Regions from separate parts of the Homo sapiens genome. Here regions 2 and 3 are each linked to region 1. The links are chromatin loops, found by intact Hi-C in ENCODE. Cell type or tissue: endothelial cell of umbilical vein. All regions are shown on one strand.

Region 1 (8,000 bases):
ATTATAATACTGAATCTTCTTTTTTTTCTCATTTTTATTTCTACTTGGTCCTTCTTTAAATTTGTAATACGTCTTTTTCCAAGATATTGTTTGATTCTAAACCCATACACTGATATCAAAATTAATTACTTAACAAAATCCCAAGAATGAATCTTACATCCTTAAGGAGAAGAACATTAATCTGACTCAGACTGACTGAATTTAAAATTTATTTGCAGTTAACATAAAACATTCAGTTTTAAGATCATTGTTACATTTTCAAACAGGCAAATCTTGAAAGACTTGCCTAGATTTGCTCTCAGCATAATTTATATATTTTTTTCTCTAAGAAATAGTTTAGCTTCCACTTAAAATGCATGATGTACATATCTGCCATATTTTGTTTTATTTTAGAGATCTAAATTCTACATTAAGTAGAATATGCAGTTTTAGATTAAAAAAACAGAAAACCTTTTAAATGACTTGGTGTCTTTTTTTATGTCCTTTCAACAAAGTGGGCTTTAGTCAGTGGGATGAAAGTAGTAAAAAAAAAAAAAAAATTTAAGAAAGGAAGAAATAAAAATGTTAAAAGGACAAGGTGAATTAAAATCATGGTAGCACAAGTTCGTGGTCTACAGGGTAAAATGTGAAGACAAGGCCAGGCATGGGGACTCACGCCTCTAATCCCAGCACTTTGCGAGGCTGAGGCCAGGAGTTTGAGACCAGCCTGAGCAACATGGTGAAACCCCATATCTACTAAAAGTACAAAAATTAGCCAGGCATTGTGGTGCGTGCCTTTAATGACAGTTACTTGGGAGGCTGAGGCAGGAGAACTGCTTGAACCTGGGAGGTGGAGGTTGCAGTCAGCTGAGATTTTGCCACTGCTCTCCAGCCTGGGTGACAGAGCAAGACTCTGCCTTTGGGAAAAAAAATTGAAGACGATCACAGTCATACACGTTACAGGACAGTCTTCCCTACTATTTGACAAAGGCATAAGAAGCCCTCCATTGTCAGTTTTCTGTAAGGTTAGATTTGAATCAGAGATCCAACTTTCTATGACCATGTTCCCCTGAATTCATTGCATCAGGTTTTAGTGGTCACCATAGGAAGCAGAATCTTGAGAGAATGGAACCTAGAACAGGCACCTTGTTGATGGGGGTGAAAAAGAAACAAAGAAATTGGAAATATGTGGAGTTTACGTCCAGAGGGGAGAGAGGAAGAATGACTATGTGAGGAGAAACATAATTGGTCAGTGCATTAAAGAAAAATTTCATCATATGACCATTTTTTCCCAAGGCCAAGTCAAGAGAAGTCATGATTCAGCACAGAGAGTAAGGCTGGAAAAGACTTACAAGAAATGAGAATTATTTGAGTTGCTCATTCCAGTGTCTTGGCCTTTTTCATAGCCATTTTTGCTATTTTCCTATCCTTGCATTTCTCTCCTTTTCTTAACATACTTTTGACAAGACAAAAAAACAAAATGACCTGCAGTCAAATCACTGTTTCAAGTAAGAAAGTATAGAATGATAACAATATTTTAGATATATTGGTTTCAATAAAATATATTATAAAATTTTTTTTAAAAAGAAAGTATAGAGAAATCTCTTCTAGCAAATAGTCGACTTCCTTTTTTAATTCCTTAGGATAGGCCCAAACATATTAAGTTCAATGTCTGTCTGGGACATACCATATTTACTCGTGCAGTTCTTAAGTTCATAAGGGATTCCCAATCACAGCTACTGAAATCTTACCCATTCCTTCCCACCTGTCAGTGGTTTTAAACCTTGGAAAAATTGGGGCAGGGGTGGGAGAATTTCAAAAGAGAAAACAGAAAAATCAAAGAGAACAAAAGACGAAGGGAAGCTGAGAAGAGAAACGTCAGATTGGGAGAGTGGGTATCTGTGGGAGATGCTGCATTCACTCAGGAGGAAGGAAGAAGAATGGACATCACCAAAAATCTATCAGCCAGGCTCTCTCATTTCTTCTCTCCTTTCGTTCGTTCCAAACGTCACACAGGGAGCACAGATCCAAAGTACTTCCATTTTTTTCTCACAGTAGAATAACTTCATAGAATAAAATTCTACACTGTTACAATGAAATCCAGCACAAAATATTTTATTTTGTGACTAACATTTGAAATGATCCCAAGAAGATAACTTCAGCCAGAGAGGAGATCTCCCTCTCCAATCTTGGATCTGGGAAAAGCACCTACCCTTTTGGCTCAAGATAGGACATAAGAATGGAGGTTTTTAAACTCTCCTTCTCAGTTTTTTCTTTTCTATATTTCCTGGAACAATTCCTGGGACTAGACATTTGAAAAGGTGAGATAAATTATACCAACCTTTTCAGGATCACATATCTACTGTATGTACAAATAATAAACTCATCTGTCGTGCTTAAAGCATTCCAATAACTAAGGGTTTGCAATGTCTGACTGGGATGATTCAGAAAATACATGTCTTCCACAACTATTTTTATGGATCCCTAATTTGGATTGTTATAGCTCATCTCCCTCTCCTGATTCTTTTAAACTATATCCAAGCCACATAAAATAATATATTCTACCAGACATTCCTTATTTCCTTCAACACCTTCACTGAATTAAAATCAGAAGCTAAAGAATGCAATGTTTCTTTTCTGTACCCTAGGCATAATTCCAGTTTTGACTCATATGTATATAAAGTACGTAAGCATCTTGATTCTTCCAGATCATTTCCTGACCTAACTTCTTTGAAAACTACATAGAAGAGGTAAAAGAACAGTATTGACCCTTTTATTCTACATGGTAGGGCCCTTCAGAAGTCTAAACAGTCTTTTCTGCAGTTTGTGGTGAAGATTCCTCCTTAATTGCAGTCCTTAAAAACATCTATCAGAAGACTAATAGTTTTGTTAATTGAATTTTTTTCTTTATTCATCTATGTTTCCAATAAATATTTTGTCACTATTATAGTTAGAGAGCCTTTGACCACTTAATGTCCAAAACCAGTCCAAGCCTGTCTTCAAAGCATTCCAACAGTATCATAATCTACACAATTATGTCTACAAAAATTGGGTTTAAAAACCACTACTTTTTAGGTGACTTCTCTTTTTACATTTTTATTTATATTTTAAGTTCCGGTACACGTGCAGGATGTGGAGGTTTTTTACTTAGGTAAACGTGTGCTATGGTGGTTTGCTGCACCTATCAACCCATCACCTAGGTATTAAGCCCAGCATGCATTACCTATTTTTCCTAATGCTCTCCCTCCCCACACCCTACCCCCGACAAGCCCCAGTGTGCATTTTTCCCCTACCTGTGTCCATGTGTTCTCATTGTTCAGCTCCCACTTATAAGTGAGAACATACAGTGTTTGGTTTTCTGTTCCTGCTTTAGTTTGCTAAGGATAATGGCTTCTGGCTCCATCCATGTCCCTGCAAAGGACATGATCTCATTCCTTTTTATGGCTGCATAGTATTCCATCATGCATATGTACCACAAACAACCCCATTAAAAAGTGGGCAAAGGACATGAACAGACACTTCTCAAAAGAAGACATTCACACGACCAACAAACATATAAAAAAAAAAAGCTCAACATTACTGGTCATTAGAGAAATGCAAATCAAAACCAAAATGAGATACCATCTCATGCCAGTCAGAATGGCAATTATTAAAAACTCAAGAAACAACAGACGCTGACAAGGTTGTGAAGAAATAGAAACATTTTTATACTGTTGGTAGGAATGTTAATTAGTTCATCCATTGTGGAAGATGGCGTGGTGTTTCCTCTAAAATCTAGAACCAGAAATACCATTTGACTCAGCAATCTCATTACTGGGTATGTACCCAAAGGAATATAAATCATTCTATTACAAAGATACATGCACATGTATGTTCATAGGTGACTTCTTTTTTAATGAAAACTGGGATATGTGTATGAATTTCAATAATGGAATGGGGCTAGGGAGCACCTGAGAAGCTTTAGGATGAAAGTAGGGCAAATACATTTACAGGGTTGAATACAGAATAAGGTAGTTTATGTTATAAAAATAAGAGTTATATGGAATATGCCTGTTTAAACTGTATGTAACCCTTCCTCCACCTTCAGAAGGGTATGCTGTTCTGTTCCTCATTTAATCCCAGGTACACAATCAGGAGAATGCTCTTATAACCAGGATAAGCCTGTAATGAACAGTCTCCTAGCTATTTACTTGAAATCTGTAGCTCATTCTTTGTTTTCAGGCAAAAACACATAATAGCAATCAACTTTTGAAGGAAATAGGAGATCCAAGACAATGCAAGCATTTGAATCTCAATTTGGACATCTCTGGATTGTGATCCAGTTAAATAATGCCTCCCACTGTAGTTCCTCAGTCCAGTGCAAAGTCAAGCCCCAAATGGCTGAATGAAAATCTGAAAGGCTTGGAGAAAATAAATGGACTGTCTGCTTTTCATTATGTTCCAGTCTCAGGATGAGGATACATCTGGTTTTCTGATTACACTTTCCTGTAGTAAAGAAAATTTTAGCCTAGCAGGTCAAACCAGCTGATGACTAGCCAGCTCCAATTACTGACCTGACCTGCTTCTAACCTCAAAGGGGAAAAAAGAAAACCCTTTTTACTCATTCTTAGAAACCGAAATATGGGTGTAGAAGGTTGTTGGTTTTTTTCCCTTGATTAATTAAAGTTGCTTATTCAAATTGTGCTTTAGTACATAGTCTTTAATTATAAACAAAATAATGCCTGACTTCCTTTATAAAACAACACTCTAAGGAAAAGAGAAAGAGAGGCTAGACCCTTTTATTCTTGTAATAAAAAACAACAAAAGCACAGCAATTTCAATATGGCATTTGGAACTTGATTTGTTCTATTTAATGAATAAAAGATAATAGTATTTCTGAAAGGAGACAGTGTCTCTTTAGATAAGGCTTTTCAAACACTTTTTTGTTTGTTTGTTTTTGTTTTTGTTTTTTGTAAATGGGCATCATTCTAAGAGCCATTTCCAACTTACAAATAAATATCACCATGGGTTTCAACTAACTCAACTAACTCAACCAGCTTTGCTGGTATATTCGAAATATGTTCACCAGATCTACCTATAGCTCCACCTGAAAAAATTCCGCACCGCTTCCCAATTTATGAAGGGATTGCACAATAATTTAACACAAATTCTGTCAAGCATTTTAAAGCAACAGGAAAAATCCTTAGCTCCATGTTGAGAGAAAGCTAATTCAAGCCAATCCCTTGCAGGAGAATGCACATAAACCCGCCACTTCTGTTTGCATGTTATGATTTGAAATGTAGTTTGTTTCTTAGGTGAATGTAGCTTTTGTATTAGGTTGAACCATCTGAAATTGCCAATATTTGACTTTTTGGACCTATGAAAATGACAATTTCAGATGGCTCAAACTAATTTTAAAAAGATACTGTATGTAATGAAATAATTATATTCAATATGTCTAAATAGTCATTTCTTTAAGTCTGTAACCAGACTTTTAAAGATAATTATTTTCCAACTTAGTGGGATGATGAATCACCAGCAACATTCCTAAACTCTATTGATATGAAGAAACAGTCTCTGTAGTGTGTTTCTGCAACGATACTTTACAAAAAAGCAAACTTCATCCCTCACTTCAGAAGAAACACACAAATATTCATTTTGATTTACATTTTGTACCATCCTTGTAAAGCAGGTAGCGGTTTGCCCATTTTAGCCATAAACTAATTAAGAGAGAGAATATAAGTAACAGGGCAAGAATTACTCTGAGTCTGCTTCCAAATCCATCCCCAGAACCTGGACTTAACTCTCTTCTTTGGAGTATTTAAATCTCACTCAGCAAATGAATGCTGATTCTCTGGACACTTTTAATGAGTATAGATCTGAATAGTCCATAGATGCTTGCTTTAAAGGCTTTTAATTAAATCATGCAAGTAAAAATACAAATAAAAAGTATGTGTGCATTCATGTTATCATGTCTGATTGCTTCTCCTCTTTTTTATTCCATATTCTAATGAACATATTTAAGTTTCAATCAACATTTTTGCTGATTTTTATGTGTCAAACTCGTCAATGGCTTCTGTTAAGTCTGAAAAGTTACTGGGTTAGGAAGAACATTGCATTATTAACTAGAATCTGAAAAATCAGTAGAAGAATATTAACGGATCTAATGAACATAATGAACAGCATAGCCTTATAGAATGGTTGGCAAAAAAATACACTGCAGAGGACCACGCAACATTCTCTTTAACGTGTGCACGTTGAGCACATGACTGCAAAGCCCACTTCTCTTTCACTTAAGGTGAAGATGCTTCCGCTGAACCTCCTATCTGACAGCATTCCCACAGCCGAGCAAACGTTTATAATTAAAAGTTTTTAGCATGCCAAGGCAGGAAGTTGCTCTCTGGGCTGCGCTCCTGCTTTTCATTCTGTTCATTTGCCGGTTTTAAAATGACGTCCTTTCCATTTTGCCGCCTGCAGTGCAATTCAGAGCTGACCTCTTTGTCTCTCTGTGTTCCCCCACGCAAAACAAACTGCACCCACACATTGCTCAGCTGCTTGTCTGCAACCATGAACTACTTTCACACCCGAGGGAGGAATGTCCCTTTTGTTTTAAAGAAACTGAAATGTTGAATGTTTTCAACCAAGTCTACATCCTTTCGTGCTTTTGGTATTGTGTCTACCAGAGGTTGATGGTTCAATACAGTCTTGGTAACAATTATAATCTATCAAAAATAACAATATCAGCAACCATAAATGCTCAGAGGAAATCATAAAACACTACCTGCCTTGCGTGCTCAACAGATAATCATGCCCACTCTAATCCCAGCTTTAAACATCAGCATTTTCCCCTCTAGCACTCTCCATTTTAGGACAAGGCTTCTTAAAGAGCTCGCTGCACTCCCTGCCTCACATCCTCACCCTCCCAAGAGTCTCCTTATCCCACTGCCTTCTGACAGGCCCTGCCACCATCCTTTTTTTAGGGATTCCCAGTGACCTCTATGTAGCCCAACCCAATGGCTCTAAGAAAGTTACCTACTATCTTTCTTTGACACTGATGAGAATACCACTCCTGAAACTGCCTTAACCAGAACCCCTGACACTATTTTTTTTCTTTCCTTTTTTTTTTTTTTTTTTCTTTGAGACAGGGTCTTGCTCTGTCACTTGGGCCGGAGTGCAGTGGAGCAATCGCAGCTTACTGTAGACTCAACCTTCTGGGCTGAAGCAATCCTCCCACATCAGCCTCCCAGGTAGCTGGGAGCACAAGTGCATGACACCACTGCTGGCCAATTATTTTTATTTTTTGTAAAGTCAGGTTCTCACTATGTTTCCTAGGCTGGTCTCAAACTCCAGGGCTCAAGCAATCCTCCCACCTCAGCCTCCCAAAGTGTAGGGATTACAGGTGTGTGCCACTGCACCTGGCCAGCTTTTCGATTGCCTTTTTTTTTTCCTATCAGTCCTCAGTTTCCTGCATGGCCCCGCCTGGCCTGCCTGCTCCTTGAGTTTTGGTGTTCCTAAGATTCCTGACACGGAATCTCCTTCCTTTTACATGTATTCAATTACCCTGAGCATTCTCAAGGTCAACCACAGTGTCCTTCCCTTCCCCAGAACTTCTTCTCTTCCTGACCAGATGACCCACAGGTAGCACTGCCAAGCCCAAACCTAAATTCACCATCTTTCTCAGCATGGATTTCTTATTTCACATGAAGACACCAGTATCCACTCAGCATCTTAAGCCAAAAACATCAGCATTGTTTCTGACTGTCCCCTCTTCCTCACTCATCACAGTGAATTTGTAAAAGGCCTGTCATTTCTACCTTCAAAATGTCTTCAAACATCCTCAACCATCTCATCATGTCTGACCTGTTCCAGTCAATTAACTGGTCCTGACTGTCCTAGTTCCAAGCTATACTCCACACGACTGTGTGAAGGGCGTAGCATGCAATGCACCCATGCTGCCACCCTATTTATCACCCCTCAATGGCTCTCCCCTGGTGCTGGAGATGGTTCAATATCTTTTCCACCTACTCCAGGCTTTTCACCAT
Region 2 (8,000 bases), 260 kb after region 1:
TCTGGGATTACATCGTTGCTTCTTAACATTCAGGGATGCAGGGAACTTCCCAGCATTTATTTGGAAAACAGTGTAAAAGCTAAGAAATTAAAGTTGTTTGAGCTATATTAGAAAATCATTTATTTAAAGGAGGGAAACCATTGCAAATGAATGATATTGTTATTTTGATCCTTAGGAAGACAATTAATTATCAACAACAAGGAAATGTGAATTTTTAAAAAGGCTGTATGCCCAATTAGTTTGAACCTAATTTAATTTGTAGCTTAAAACTAGAGCTACTAGTGAATTTAATGGTGGTTCTACCCACTGATGAATGACTGGGAATGCCAAACACATTCCGTTAGCTGTGATAACTCTGGGTTAGGACCTTGGATTAATGGGAATAATTTTAGTTTATCCTTTATCTATTCAGAATCTAGAGCGTAATCCTGTATACATTCACATGGTTTAGCATGTAATTAAAACAAGTACATATTAATCCTCTTATACTAAATGTTTTCCATAAATAGGCAATGATAGCAGGCTGAAATGTACATGAGCAAGATCTGAATATCTTTCAAAGAGTTAAGCAAATGGCAGATGACAACCTTGAAACATGGTGGGGAAAAGTCCTTTCCACTTTCTGTGACTATCGGTGCGTGTCACATTAGAGATTATTTTATTTAAGAAGCTTTCTTGCATGTTACCAGGATTGTCTGAATTCTAAGGCATTCGTCTCACTAAACGCTGTGACTGTCTTTGGGCAGGGCGGCAAATGGACTGGTCAGTAGAAAATAATGCAGATACAGTAAGGGTCTCTGGCTGTCTCTTCTGATTGACATCCAAAACCGAAGTTATTTTCCTTCCAAGGCATAGTATTCTGAAGCTCAAAGGTGGGTGTTTATGACAACCATCCATCAGAGACCTCTTTTCTACTCTGTGCCAAACCGTGTAGCCTGTCATCTCCGGAGGGGTCACCTGGAGACCTAGGTTCTTCAGGCCCCTCCCAGAGAGGTGAAGGTCAACAACAAGGACAATTTCTGAAAAGGGGGGACCGCTCCCTTGGATTTTCCCCACCTACACATTCCTTCTATCAGCAACGGCGACTCACCCTGCAGAGCCTGCCCCACAAACTCATGCACACACAGCTGGTTTTTACGTGGAAAGTCAGTGTTCATGATCCAGTTGCAGCAAGGGCAAAAAAGATCTTTGGTATTTTCTCAAGCCACCAATTGAGAGTCGACTCAATACAGGGAAAAAGAAAAAGAAAACCTGAAAAGAGAGCATGTGGGCTCTTAGAGGAAGAATTCCGGATGACAGAAGCTCTGCTAAGAATGGGCTTTGAAGGGAATAGCTGTGGGAAGAGTATCTCTCTAAGTCAGGCTGAAGATTTGCCAATCCTCAGGCTTAGAGGAAAGGAAACCGAGCACCGCTGAGAGCTGAGGACTCAAAGCAACTTTTGTTTCTTATCCAGTAATGCCGCTAATGGGTCTTAAGGTTGTCAATTATGGCTTGTTGCAGGTACAATTTCAGAATGTTACTATCGTGTATAAATGAAATAACAGAACTGGTTAATAACAAAACCACAAGCTTTTTGGTAACTGATAAAAATCATACAAAATACTTTAAAAATTGAAATATATTCCTTGCCTACTTCTGCTTACAATTCCAGAAATACTCTCTTTATTCATACCAAAAGATAAGAAATCAACTTTCATCTTAATGATTTTAAGTATAATTAATGATTTTAAAGTATAATTCTTAAAGGTCCAATAACTTTGTTCAGAAAAAGATGATAATAGCAATAAATATATTAGTTATTCTTACTGTAAAAAAAAAATACTTCTGATTGTGATCACAACTATTCTAACTTGTGATTTTTAAAAGATATTTTAAAGCTATACTTCATTGTTAAACATGTTAAATTTGTATCTGTTTCATAGTATATATTAATTTAATTGATAAAAAATATTTCACATTATCTCAGCTACATAAGTGACAGAAAAATGTAAGCAAGCTGCCGCAAACAACCTGAGTGTACTAAAAAACAAAATTTCCCACCAGATTCTCAAATATCTCCTGCCATGAAAGGACAGCTGTGTTAGTCTGAAGATTCTGTTGGGCCAGGAACAATAAGCCACAAGCACTGCAGGAAGCCAGTAGATTTCGAGATCTCTCTTCTTGGTCTTTCCTGCCTTACCCTCCCTGGAGCTGCCCTTTTGTTTCTCACCCTCAAATCACAGCCTCTTATTATTATCCTCTTTTTCCTTAAAAAAGTAAATCAAGATCTTATTATATACCTGTGAAACCCATTTGTCAAAAAAAAAAAAATAGAGAGGGTCATCTATTCTCCCACGTGCCATGAAGAACCGCCATATGCCTTATAAATGGCCAGTGTCAAGGTGCAGACGGCAGGTGGACATAAATTTCCCAGCCAATGGGCTTGGAAAAACAACAGGGTGCTTTCCATGTAATCTGCACCAGCACCAACACTGCTAGCTTGTCGTGCGTTTTGGTGCTAGAAAATCATACAGTGGCACCCACACTTGCCAGTGGGGTATCCTTTTCCCCAGTCTGCCTATTTTTGAGGTGTTATATTTCTTGACAATACCAAATCAATAAACCTAATTTGCAGCAACATACCACATTACAGCATTTTATATCACACTTCCAAGAAGCAGCAGTCTAAAATCTTGACAATTTAAACCACATACCAACTCCTGACATTTAGATCTTTTCCAGTAAAAAATATAATACATTTTTTATATAGAATATAGCTTCTGTCTTCCCTGCTTCTGGCAATAGCAACAGCACCTCAAATGGTCCTTTAGACTTAAGATGCTGTAGCTCACACCTTAGGTCCTTTCTTCTTCTGTGTACCTCTTTCTTATCGGGCACCAAGTGTGATGACTTCTTCAGAATGTCTTCCATTCCACTTCCAGTGGCTTTATCTTTCTCCAGTGATCAGTCATTTCAGACCCAGATTATCAATCCTTTTCTTATTTTCCTTACTACCTCTCATCTCCACTAACTCTAATTCGTTCTACTTAAACAGCACCTGATTGGTCTTCAAAAAATCGTAATGTTTTATTTCACTCACCCAAAGCTTTCAAAGGTTGATTCCCACTGTTTGAAATTGGCTTTCCCATTCCTCCAGCCTCTCTAGTCCAGGTTTTCAAGAGGCTCTCTCACCTCTCTACAGTGCACTGAGAGACCGGACTACTCATATACCCTCAAACACACTGCACAGAGGCCTCACACCACGCTTTCTTCATCTACTGCTCTGATGGGAAGATGCTTCCGATCACTCTGTACTTATCAAAGTCGTACGAGTCCTCCCAGTCTCATCTCAAATGCAGCCTCCTCCATAAAGCTCCCACATATTCCTGCCTGCAAGGATTCCTCTCTCCTCTGAATGTCTCTGTCTACTTACTCTCTAGATTTAATCTGTGCATTCCAATGCATCCTTTCTATATGTTTATTATCCATTCATAGACATACACATACAAATATAGATGCATCAGAATCCATATAAATATGTACACATATATTTTCTTTATGTAATTGCTATCATAATAAATATTGTTATGTGACTTGCCCCTTTCTATGCTACCATATATGTGGGAGATCTGACCATGGGACACCTGGAGGATAATGGGTGCTTATTTCTTTTCTGTACATCTGTATTTTTCAATTTTTCTTGTATTTTACATTTTAATCTATTTATTTACTTATTTATTTTGAGATCAGGTTATGAAACTGGCTACTTTTTGTATTTTGGGTAGAGACAAGGTTTCACCATGTTGCCAAGACTGGTCTTGAACTCCTGGGCTAAAGGGATCCAGCCACCCTCGGCCCTGCAAAGTGCTAGGATTATAGGCATGAGCCACTGCGCCTGGCCCAAATTTTCAACAATAATCACATACAGACTTTGTAATGGTGCATGCAAAAAATGTCATTTGCAGACCATAAAAACAAGCAGATAGAGAAGATGTCAACATAAGGGATCATGTTCTCGACTTTCTGTCTAGTAGGGAAAAAAAGATCATTTTTCACACTTATAAAAATAGATAATGGAGAGCACAAATAGCTTATCCACAACGATAATCATGTTTTTGTTTAAAATATACTTAAGGGCCTACTAGGCTCAAAGGACTCTGATGCTCAAGCGCAAAAATGAATCAGCACCAATCCCCCCATCAGAGTGGCAGTTTCTACAAGTTCGCAGTAGGGCTCTTATGCATATTGTGTTTCTTTCCTTGAAGCTCCCCTTACAAAGAAAAGACATCTTTTCAAAGAATTTCATTTGACAGCAAGGCCAACCTATTAACCATGATGTTATAGACAAGAGTCTATTGTTATGCAACGTATTTAATTGCTTGATTTTAATATTTAAAAAATGCTATTTTAGGTGCTTTTGAACTTTCAAAGCACTTTCATAACTATTACCCCATGTTACATTCTCAATAGCCCTTGTGGTAAGTTAGGCATCCTCCTCCTGCAGACAGGAAACAGACCCAGGCGGCCACGTGCCCTTGCCTTAACTCACCCAGCTAGCAAGACAGCAAAGGAGATGTCCCGGCTTCTAATTGTATGCCTTTCCCCTGAACCAAGCCAAGGAATGAACCTTATTTTTTGACAAGAAAGATTTAGTCCTGGTCCCAGAACGAATTTTAACAATAGAACTGTGTTATAAATAAGTTGCATGGTGAGAGCCTGGTGTACAGTGAACTCTATTTTATAGCCAAGACCATGTGGCACACACTGAGCATTCCAGTCCATCTTTTCCATGACTAACCTGGGTAACTATGAACCAGGAAAGAGATTTGTTCAAGCACATTCCACTTGACAAGCACAAATAAATTTACTCAATTGCCTATATTCTAAAACTATCCGAGTAACAACACCATCACAGAAATAAAAGACATCAAGTTGGTGACAAACCTGTAAGTTCAGGCACATGTAATGTCCAAAAAAATACTGATTTTCCTGTCTGACCGAATGCTGGGAATGAGTGGGGGTAGGGGACACTCACACAAAAAGGACCATCTGTTACTTATTTAAGCCATCCTTAGACAAGAATATATTACTTTTCAGAGAGAAAAATATTGTTCTTTCCAGAGGAATAGGAATGTGATATAAACAATGAGATGAGATAAAGCTGTTTATATCAAAGGGTGAATCAGATTATAACACTGAAAAATAGTACACATTTCCTGTTATTGCTGCTATAAGTAAAACAGTATTTGAAAGACAAATTACCATGTTACTATTCTTGAAAATCCCAGGCTCTCCTATAAGTAATGACATTTTGGTACACATGAGACTAATCAAGTACAGACATATCTCTATCCACATAATTTAAGGAGGAAAAAAATCAATCTTTTCTCCTTCAAGAAAGAGAAGAGTTTCTTTTCTTTAAAACTTAAAGAACCAAGAAAAGTTTATATTTAAGACAAACAAAAACTGCAAATAGCGCAGGGAAGATATGAGTGGCAAGCATGCTCCCAGCGGGACTGAAGTGCAGCCTAGTTCTAGAGGCAATGTTCTGGGTCATAAACAGCAGGCAGGAAACAGACGGTCCCCAGACTTGAAGTGCTTGCAGCAGTTCACAAGCCCCGAGGGACCTCTGCAACCACGGCTTCAGTGACATGGAGGGCAAGGAGGAGTCACAGCCTCACCTGTGGCAGGTGGCAAAGCAGCTTTCTAGTGTGAATCTCACACACACACACATAAACATGCACACACACAGTTGGCCTTCCTTACCCATCCTGCCACCAGTTCTCGCATGTGGACCTGTGTACCTATGGAAGCCACCCTGGGTCCCAGCATGAACAGACACCAGGCACTGTCTCAGCAAGAGTCAAGAACAGGTCCCTGCTCACCTGATCTCACCTCTTAGCAACTCTCATTTTCCGAAAGAGAGAGGCAATGGCAGCTACAAGTCTGGGACATCTGCTCTTCTCTAAATCCAGTGAGAAGCTGATCAGGGGCATCTGCTCTTCTCTAAATCCAGTGAGAAGCTGATCAGAGCCCCCTTCTCACCTGCTGACAACCAGGGTAGCATGTGTGTCCCCACACTCAGAATGACAAGCAAGCAGCCAAAGCCACCTTGAATGACAGCCAAACACAGAGCCTACCCACTAACCACTGTCCCCATGTGCCCTAGGCAGAGGGGCTTCCCAGGACAAAGGGACTTCCAGGGCTAACACAGGAAAGTCCCAGGCAAACCGGGGCTGTTAGTCACCCTTTGAGGGTGTTCTCTGGGCCACGGCTCCTTATGTCTGCTCACCTGTAGGCCCTGCCCCAGGAGGCTGCTTTAGGAAGCCCTGGGCCGTCAGGGTCTGATCTGCTTTTCTTTGAAAGTCCTTAACCTCTCCCTGTGTAAGTGAAGAGTGGTTTGAATGGTTATAGTTGCTTTGCGTACATCTTAAATAAGAAAAGTCCATTCATGTGGTCTAGAAAGGAAGCAATAATTCTCTTTTCTGGCTGGATTTTGGTTTCTGGTTTTTTTTTTTTTTCATTGGAGACAGAGTCTCACTGTGTTCCCCAGGCTGGAGTGCAATGATGCAATCATAGCTTACTGCAGCTTCTACCTCTGGAGCTCAAGCAATCCTCCAGCCTCAGCTGACCAAGTAGCTGGGATTTCAGGCACATGTCACCACAGCAAGCTAATTTTTACATTTTTGTAAAGACAGGGTCTCACTCTTCTGCCCAGGCTGCTCTTGAACTCATGGGCTCAAGTGATTCTGCCATGTCAGCCTCCCAAGTGCTGGGATTACAGGCTTGAGGCACCATGCCTGGCCTAGGAATAGGTCTTAATCAGTGCTTCTCATTTGGCCACGTCTGGAGACCCCTCTGGTTGTCACTGTGGGAGAAGCGGTGCTCATGACATCTCCCGGGTAGAGCCAGGGTGCCGCTGTGCCTCGCACAGTGCCCGGGGCAGCCCGCACGGCACAGCATTACCTGGCCCAGAATGTCCATTGCACTGAGGTTGAGAGACCCTGGTCTATGTTAATCCTGGGACAGGATCAGCAACAAGCTAAGGAGGAGTCGGCTGAGAGGCTCATTCGGGGACCAGAGGTCTCCCTAAGGGCCCCTCAGCTGACACACTTCCCCAGCACCTCTTTGTGGCAGGGCAGGCCAGCTTTCCCAAAATGAGCTATGCGGGTGAGGCTTCTCCTTGGACTTTCCTCCTTCTTCTCCATTCTTCTTCCTTTCCAGCAGGCCGGACCCCAGCGCTCGCCTCTCCATGCCAGGACGCTATGTGCCTCGGTGAGTCCCTGTGCGCGCATAGCAGAGGCGCTCTCCCTTTCCACGGGGTACTGCTTTCCCTGGGAGACGCGAAGAGGAGAGGAGGGCCCGAGTTCAAGCAGGGAGGGAATTCAGAGAGCAGTCATTCACCAAGTCCCCTCCAGCCCCAGCCCTGTGAGCCAGTCCTGCGGGTCCTGCCTTTCGCTAAGAGATTCCCGATTCCGCTCCCTCCGGACGCAGGGAGGTTGAGCAGGGGACACGCAGCCTTCGCCCTTCCCAGTTTTCTCTGTGTGGCCTCTGTCTCTCTCTCTCTGTCTTCAGGAACCAACAAAAGGCAAATGAATTCATTAGGGAGACCAACACCCGCCATGTGCCTTTCTTTTTTTTTTTGAGATGGAGTCTCGCTCTTTCACCCAGCCTGGAGAGCAGTGGCGCGATCTCGGCTCACTGCAAGCTCCGCCTCCCGGGTTCACGCCATTCTCCTGCCTCGGCCTCCCGAGCAGCTGGGACTACAGGCGCCCGCTACCACACCTGACTAATTTTTTGTATTTTTAGTAGAGACAGGGTTTCACCGTGTTGGCCAGGATGGTCTCGATCTCCTGACCTCGTGATCCGCCCGCCTCGGCTTCCCAAAGTGCTGGGATTCCAAGCGTGAGCCACCGCGCCCAGCCATATTTGCCTTTCCTTTTTTGCTTTTTCAGATGGGGTCTCACTCTGTCAATCAGGCTGGAGTGCGGTGGCCCGATCTCAGCTCAGTGCAACCTCTG
Region 3 (8,000 bases), 380 kb after region 1:
CCGGCCCTTCCAGGCGTGGCATCCTGGGGCACCTGCCAGGATGCTCACAGCCCTCTCGTCCACAAACCACTGTCTTCCCTTGGCTTCTGCAGAGGCCTGAGTGACCGCAGCACATGGCTTCGAGGAGGAGACGTGGGACGCGGCACAGCAGTCCGAATGGGCGTCTTCTGCACAGTCTTCCAGCTTCCAGGGAGCGTGTGTGTTCACCAAGGCCGAATGCTACAAGACTAGGTAAGCTGTCCAGCGCGACGGGCTCTTCCGAGGAGGAGTGTCCCTCTCCCCCGGTGCTGTGCTTCAGTCAATTCTCCAGCACGCGGGCTCTCAAACCCTCAAGGGAGGCATCGGGACATTAGGTGTCCTCTGGGAAAGCACAGGTACCACCAGGGTCCCTCTCAGACCTTGTAGTAAATGTTCGCCGGGCTCTGCGGGGGCATCTCCTGGACGATGTACACCGGGTGCCCGTAGTCCCCGCTGACCTTCTCGTAGTGAGGGCAGAAGACGCTGTCCGCAGTCCTTAGCGGGATGATAATGTCACTGGGCTCTGAGCCGTTGTTGTTGCCGCTGCGCTTGGGTGTGGCCAGTGTGCTGAGCGACAGCGTGGTCGTGTGCTGCGGCGAGTGCTTCCTGTGTCTCCTCCGGTACTTCAGCAAGAGGACCACCAGCGTGATGATGATGACGATGAAGATGATGCATCCTGAAGCAATCCCTGCAAATAAGGCCACTTCGGAACCGAGGATGTTGTTCCCCGAATGTCCGGCGCTGTTGCCGTCTGTGCTAGAACCTGCAGACGCGGAGACAGAAAAGGTCAGAGATAGTTACTGCTGTCCCAGTGCAGACGGACTGCTTTTATGACCCTTAAAAATGTGAAAAATAAGCCAGGCTTATTACTAACTAGAAGCTGGACTTTGCCTCGCCAATACCTCGTCTAAGAGCTCAACGCAAAAGGAAATGAGAGGTATCTCTAGGAGGGACTTCCCTACCCTCCCAAGCCACAGGGTTTCCTTTGTATCATTATCCAGCAAGAGCACAGACTGTCGGTGACAGCCAGCCCTTGATCTTGCTTCATCTTCTAACCCGTGTCAGCCAGCCTGGGGCAGCGGCAGGGAAGAAAAAGGGAAGTGGCCAATTCTCCAGGTCAGCGGTGAGCGTTTATGTGGTATTGCTCTTCCGCCTCCTTTGAGAAAGGGAGTTTCATGCAAACCTTCAAAGGGCCTGCCTTCTAAAGAAGAGCCCTGCCTCCTGGCAGAACAGAACAGCTCGGGAACGCGGAAGGAGTGAGGGGGCCTGGGAAAATGTTCAGCTCGTAACTCGTCTGTATTATTTGATTTACACTTAAAATATATTTGGAAGGCAGCAGAAACTCTCACACCGAACAGACTGCCAGCCCAAATGTTAAGCACTAAAAAACTGCCTGGCATCATTATATTATCCATTTATCAGTTTGTCACAAGAATTTGACACATCTTGTCATTGAAAGTTAGAAATAACAACTTCCCTCCTTGACTCTTGGAAAGGGATGGAATATTGCTGCAGACGATAAATTTGCACAACGACCAAGCAAGCACACAACAATCCTAATACAAAACTGCTGATGTCTGCTCAACAGCTACTCTATAAAACCTTCATTAGCATGGTAACAAATACAGAACTATTTGTTCCAAGACTGTTAAGAAAACGAAGGTCAACGACGGACAATTTTATCTGGTATTCTACACTTTTGTCAGGGACCTGTTTAATATTTTCTTTTACATGGAAAATGTGAAACAAAATAACGATAACCACCTGAAAAAATACTATTATGCAATATTTAAAAATGTTACCATTTAAAATTTAGAAGAGGATCAATTAAACCCTCTGTGGCTTAGATATAATTAGATGAGGGATTAGCACATTAATTACATATACATTAACATCAGCTTTAAGCTGGAGTTGACAACCAGCTTGATAAAATGTCAGCCAATGAAACCTTTGGCCTGACAGAGTAGTTCTAATAACTGGCACTTACAGCTCATGAACTCTACTCCTTTGAATATATGACTTTCATTGGAATGAGTTATTTTGTTCTTATTGAGTGTAATTAATAATGACTCACTGACAGCAAAGATTCCTGATCACTGTAACTTCCAGCTAATCCTAACTGGTTAGAAGTCTTTAGACTCTGCCCTACCTTTTAAGATACTACTAAGAATGTGGTACCCACAGACCTCCATACACACAGATCATGCTGTTATACCTGGATTTGGTTTTACAAAGGGACTTGTTGTCGAACTTCTTCCATTTGTACCAGCTTCTAGTTCTGGACGTCTTGTTGGATCTTTATTCCTGGTTGATCCAGCAGAACTTGCATCTATATGAAAAACAAATGATTAATTACGGCACAGACATCTGACAATATCTAGCTTTAGGAGCTGCATATATATTTCAACAGGCATGAATAGCAATGAACATAAGAGTCTTTATGCAAAGTACTGTGAAATACAAGAATATAATTTTTCTTTTAAAACAAAATGGTTATACTAGTTATTTCAGAGGTTTAGAACGTGAGGCCATCTGTGGAAACTATAGGGATTCTTGCATTTGGCAGGCAAAGCATTGCAGATGACATTTCAATTTAACTGAGCAAGTTGATTGACTACTATACCAATTTTTAATTAGAAGAATAATTATTTCTTTCTGCACAATAGGTTATCTATATTGGAAAAGTCACAATGAACAAAACTCTTCTGTAGTCAAGATTCAGAAATGAGCAAAACTGCACAAGCTTTTAGTTTTCATTCTGGATATTTTGATTTTGAACCAAAGTGTTTTGCTTTTTAAAAAGAAATATCTATCTATCTATCTATCTATCTATTATCTATCTATCTATCTATCTATCTATGGCAATAGACATTCTACCTTGCTGATCTTAACTCTTAGATCTCCAATAAAAGCTTAGTACATTGACTTGAGGAAATCTGTCAGTGGCTCAAAGTGCAGAAGGGTTTGCTTTGAAAACTAAAAAGAAGAGCGAATGAAGGTGGGCATCGGCAACATTAGCACCATACTAGCTGGGGGCTACACCAGGTCACAGTGGCGTCATGAAGCAGCAGATGGTCTTTACCTTGTCCAACTTTCATGAGGATCTTCATGGCTCTTGTCTGGCACACCCCTCCCTCCTGGTTATCCAGGCCCTCCAAAGACCCATTTGATGTAGCTGATTAAAAATAAAATGGACAAAACAAAAAAATAAAGAAAAATCAGGAAATCAATAAGCCAAGTTTACATGAACATGAAATGTCTGAAAACAATTTGAAAAATAAGAATTCACTCTTAGTCACAAGTTTTCTGAAAGTATGGGGATGCTGAAAGCCAAAAAGAAAAAGAAAAAGAAATAAAGAGAAATGGATATCGGAAACACTGCCGCACGTATGCTATCTGACTCCAAATTTATTTAGGCACTTTCTCCTTCCTTCACAAATGACTGATTTAATGTTAGTCTATAAATAAAAGGGATGGCATCCTTCAAAAAGTCTATGGACTCTTTTGGGGCCAAACTCAGAAGAGCAAAATAGTTAATGCAGCCATTTCCAAACGTGGTAATCATCCCCCCACACCTGCTTCCTCCACTGCAGATTTCCTGCTTCAAGAACAATTAGCTTGACGCTCTGTTTGTCAAGCATCCAAGTTCTGTAAACACTAGACCAGGAGCCTCCCACAACCCTTGTCTTCTTTTTTCAGCCTTATGCATGCTTAAGAAGTATACCAGAAATCAGGTCTTCAAAATCTCCCCTTTTTCCTCCATCGTTTTGTAAATCAGAAGAACATACGTGTTATTACTGCCAATGTCAACCTTAGTCAACCTCTTCAACCAAACTACCTGTTGCGGGAAAACTCTGGCTGAATAGAGGGTTCACACACATGCCCACCACTCATTCTGGGTCCTGTGGCAGCCCTGGAGAGAAAGTGGGGACTTTTACCAGCCACTTGCTGGTGTTCACCAACTGAATTCCCTCTCCACCTCAGCAGTGAGGAGTGGAAGGAAGGACAGAATCATTTTACCATTTTCAGCATTTTTTTTTTCAACAGCCTATGCTCTATTTAAACACATCCTTGTTCTGTCTCTTTAGACCAGCGAGGTCTCTGAATAGCTTTGTAACTCAAGCTGTAAAGAGATAGGCTGCCAGGTACTTTAATGAGAAACAGGCTTTGAATTACAGTTCAAGTTCCAGGAGAGAAAAGAAGGTGGAGAGTGCTAGACATTTTCATTCCCCTAAAGTTCAAGGGGCAAGGAACAAAAGTGTTTCATATACATTTCTGCAATTTAAATCCATTTTCTACCTGATTATCAAAGTCTTGGCTTGTAACACTGTACTTTGCAAGGGACTGAAAAAAGGATTGATTTTCTGGTAAAAATAAATCCCAAAGACATTCTTCTAATGGGATTGTTTGTTTTCCAAACAGTAGGTCAGCAAACAAGTTCTATATGCATTTATGGTAGAAATATGCATTCCACTGAAATTATATTAACTACAAAAATAAGGCACTTATTTACTTGTCTTTGTGGTCTTGAATTAACTTTACTTTCACTGTTTTCCTCAAAACAAAGACTGCCTCTTCTGTGCATACATATCACTGTGCTTCTCTGAGTGCTTGCTTAAACTTTACAGTCTCACAATTGCATCTCATTCTTCTGTAACTGTGGATAAATTTTTCCCGGGAAACTGGGCAATAATTGCCATAATAATACTTGTCTTGGAAGGGTAGTAAGAAGCAGACAGTATCTGTTTGTAGATACAAACATTGTAGACCATTAAGAAACTATTCAGCAGACAGCTTAAAAAAAAAAAAACCTAAAAATTTTGTACACTTCTGTGAATCTAAAAAAAATCTTTTTAATTATTTAATGGGGCTATTAAAATTTTTTTTTATTATACTTTAAGTTCTAGGGTACATGTGCACAACGTGCAGGTTTGTTACATATGTATACGTGTGCCATGTTGGTGGGCTGCGCCTGTTAACTCGTCATTTACATTAGGTATATCTCCTAATGCTATCCCTCCCCCAGTCCCCCACCTCACGACAGGCCCCGGTGTGTGATTTTTTTCAGTTCTTCATTCTGCTCTTTCCCTTTTCCCTCCTCCAAATATGTGACTAAATTTTAAAGTATCCTTTCCTCCCAGAGGCTTCAAACTATGAGTTTCTATGAGCAGATCCTATTTCTGGACCATTTCAGAGCAGAGCTATAATCTTCAATTAATTGTTGAGAATTTTCCTATTTGATTTTTCTAAAAAATTAGGATATGTCTGCATATAGAAAGAAGTGAAAGGCTGATGTCTCTATCTGGCTGATAGTTTAAAATGTTTGGTTTACTTCATTCAGGTGGAATCCCAATGTTTTTAAATTCACAAGCACATAAATGAACCTACACGCAAAAGTGCACTCAAACTCAAAGTTAACTTACTTTGAGTTACTTACTCAAAGTAAGTAACTGACTTTTTGTTGCTAAAAGTTTCAACACTAAGCTGAAAAATGACAAAATGAGATCTGAAGGGCAGTGCACAGAAAGAAAGGGGAGGAATACAGATGTATTTATTTTAATCTTGAGGGGGAAAAGACAGTCAAAGATTCAGATCCAAAAGAAAAACAATTAAATGAGTATCAGCAAGAGAAAAACAGGCACAGTAGAGCAGTTACTTGTAAATAGAATTGAGAACTGCGTCTGCAGAGGGAGAAACTGCTGATGACTTCTGCTTTGTCAAACTGGAAGCACAAGAGGTGCACATTATTTGATTTTTTTTTCTTTTAATTTGTAGGTCAGTGCCTTTTCTGAATATCAATGCTTTTGTGCGGAGCTCCCTAGGTTTACCAAAACGGGGTCTTGACAACCACAAATGTAAAATCTCTAGAGTATTAAAATTCAATTGGAATCTATAATTTAACATCCACAGACTATAAGACAGTAGGAGGAAGGCTGTGTTGCATAAGAATGAAACTGCTTTGCACCTTTAAGAGTGAAAACTTTTTTATTTCTTGGTTTAAAAAAAAAGTGTGTGGGGAAGAGGGAAACATTCAAGTCTTAGAGTTGAAGAAGGAAAAATCTACAGATGCTGCCTTTGTAGGTTCCTCTGAAGCCACAGGCTATTGCTTGTTTGGGGGAGTGTGCTTGCCACGTGGGGAGCAAAAGTGGGCTGAACAGTCTGAATGCAGACAGTTTTTCTGCTATATTCAGCATTTTGCTTCTTTTCCTTTTAAGTCAACCTGTGACTTGCAAAGGGTACTGGAAGATACTGAAAAATTCACTACTAATATCAAAATAACATCCCAAATACTTGGTTGCTTATAAAGGGGCATTTAAAATACAGTTACACGTTCCACCAGGAAAGATTTTTGCCATGAGTTAGAAATGATCTAAGGTGCCATGAACTGTTTTAACCCAGTTAGTACACTGGTACTAACTGAAACTCCAGGAGGTAAACTTTACAAGTATAACGTAATTCAAAATGACTTCAGTCTATTTTATACTTGATGTAAGTATAGCTTCCCATAGTGAAAATCACCTTTCTTCTCCCCTGCTACATCCTCATCACAGAGTGTAATTCTTATGCTGAGGTTCCAAACCCCCCTCCTTGAACAGTGACACAGCTAAAAAAAAAAAGTCTCCTATCCCAATTATACCTCCTTCCTGGCAGCGAACTCTGAAATAAAACCACAAGATTAATATTCTGATTTCTCCTGCAATAGTCACCAAGAAGCTCTGAAAGGCTTAGTGGCTGATTTTGAAAAATAACAAGAAATTGCTAATGCTTGGGAAAAAAAATCTATTTCCATTTCAGGAGACAATTCTGCAATTATTTTCATTGTTCATTTGAATGTACTGGGAATTTTTAACTTAGAGAAAGAGTGAAAATAAATTGTTAGTTCATTATACTTAGTTTTTCTTTGTATCTTTCTATCAGCGTGATCTAATGCAGCCACAATCATAGTATTGCTACATAAATGAAATCACATTTAATCATTCAGAGATAGAAAAAATAACATTGTTATAACTAAGCTTTTAGGGCCCAGATATTTTTTTTCCCTTGGCTCAGGAAAAAAATAGACTTTACAAATTTAAAAATTACCAGAAAATTTCTCTATCCAGTTGGAAAATAGGCTTAATAAAGATACATGGGCATTTTACAGCCTGTTTTTAAAAGCTTTTGCTTCAGGGGTCTAACTGCATGTAGTAAGTATATAGAAGTCACTACATTGTTCCCCCCAGGGCCTAATTTCCAGTGGGTAGAGATTACTGCTCAGCAAAAAAGTTCCTTGCGTTCACATCGTCTAAAAGTTCTGCAGCACATCTGAAACCACACAGCTGCCATCTGCGGTTTGCCATCTATTTGCACCTATACTTATCTGCAGTTCTTAGTCACTGGGAAGAGTATACTGGTTATCTGAGTAGGAAAAAAAAGAGAACCAGTGAGTAACTGTAAAGCAGACTGGAAGGGCAAGAATATTTCTGGCTGTGCTTTTTAGCCCATCCCCAGGAAGAGGAAGTAGTACTCCATTTTCACATGTCTTCATCTGATGTTCACCGCTCTGCTCCCAGGAGGCTAAGCTCCAGCCCCACATCTTGGCTGTGTTTAGTCCACCACATTGCTAACAGTGTGCTAATCAGATGGACAATCAAACTTCTGGATTTGCACCGATATATGGGTCTCACTGGCACAGAGATGTGAAACGGGGAAGCACAAAAAAATCCTACAGAATAATGGTATCACAGTTCTTATGGAAAGAATGAAGCACCAGGAAATATAAATACTATTGAGGGTATTTCAAATTATTTAAAAATGTAGCGTATTTGTATGGGGCCAGGATGGAGGAGAGGGCAGATGGACACTTGGAAGCAAGTATTTGTATCAACTCCGTTGAAGAAGTCCAACAGAGAGACATGATAAGCATCCAGGGTCATGAAAACCACAGAGTCGTCAGAATAAAAACGTTGCCCTTACATACAGCTGCACTGGACACAAGTTAC

Evidence for each region. A loop is a pair of places that touch in the nucleus more often than their neighbours do. Peaks named below come from ENCODE experiments on the same cell type or tissue, not always from the same donor. Only the 100,000 strongest peaks of a DNase experiment are listed, where the experiment ranks them.
Region 2: it touches region 1 in a loop (2.1-fold over the local background); 4 of 110 quality-filtered maps call a loop at or near these places.
Region 3: a loop joins it to region 1, with 1.9 times the contacts of the local background. A loop is called at or near these places in 2 of 110 quality-filtered maps.

What each region holds. Positions count from the first base shown.
Region 1 is chr13:106,112,735-106,120,734 of GRCh38, forward strand. No RefSeq gene overlaps it. Among named protein-coding and RNA genes, the nearest start is that of LINC00460, 260 kb to the right of the region's middle. In endothelial cell of umbilical vein, no CTCF peak of the experiment used is centred here; a DNase peak (open chromatin) is centred at 4,437; H3K27ac peaks cover 1,235 bases.
Region 2 is chr13:106,367,935-106,375,934 of GRCh38, forward strand. LOC107984626 (a long non-coding RNA gene) reads right to left here and starts at 6,050. Exons shown (of 4, transcript XR_001750000.2): 1 at 5,865-6,050. RefSeq lists a silencer at 4,907-5,201 and enhancers at 5,572-5,631, 6,032-6,491. In endothelial cell of umbilical vein, no CTCF peak of the experiment used is centred here; DNase peaks (open chromatin) are centred at 4,937 and 6,267; H3K27ac peaks cover 2,128 bases.
Region 3 is chr13:106,492,648-106,500,647 of GRCh38, forward strand. EFNB2 (ephrin B2) reads right to left here. Exons shown (of 5, transcript NM_004093.4): 3 at 3,101-3,193; 4 at 2,234-2,347; 5 at 1-781. The coding sequence ends at 393. Among named protein-coding and RNA genes, the nearest start is that of EFNB2, 39 kb to the right of the region's middle. RefSeq lists enhancers at 1-333, 481-1,680. In endothelial cell of umbilical vein, no CTCF peak of the experiment used is centred here; DNase peaks (open chromatin) are centred at 3,584 and 4,638; H3K27ac peaks cover 1,683 bases.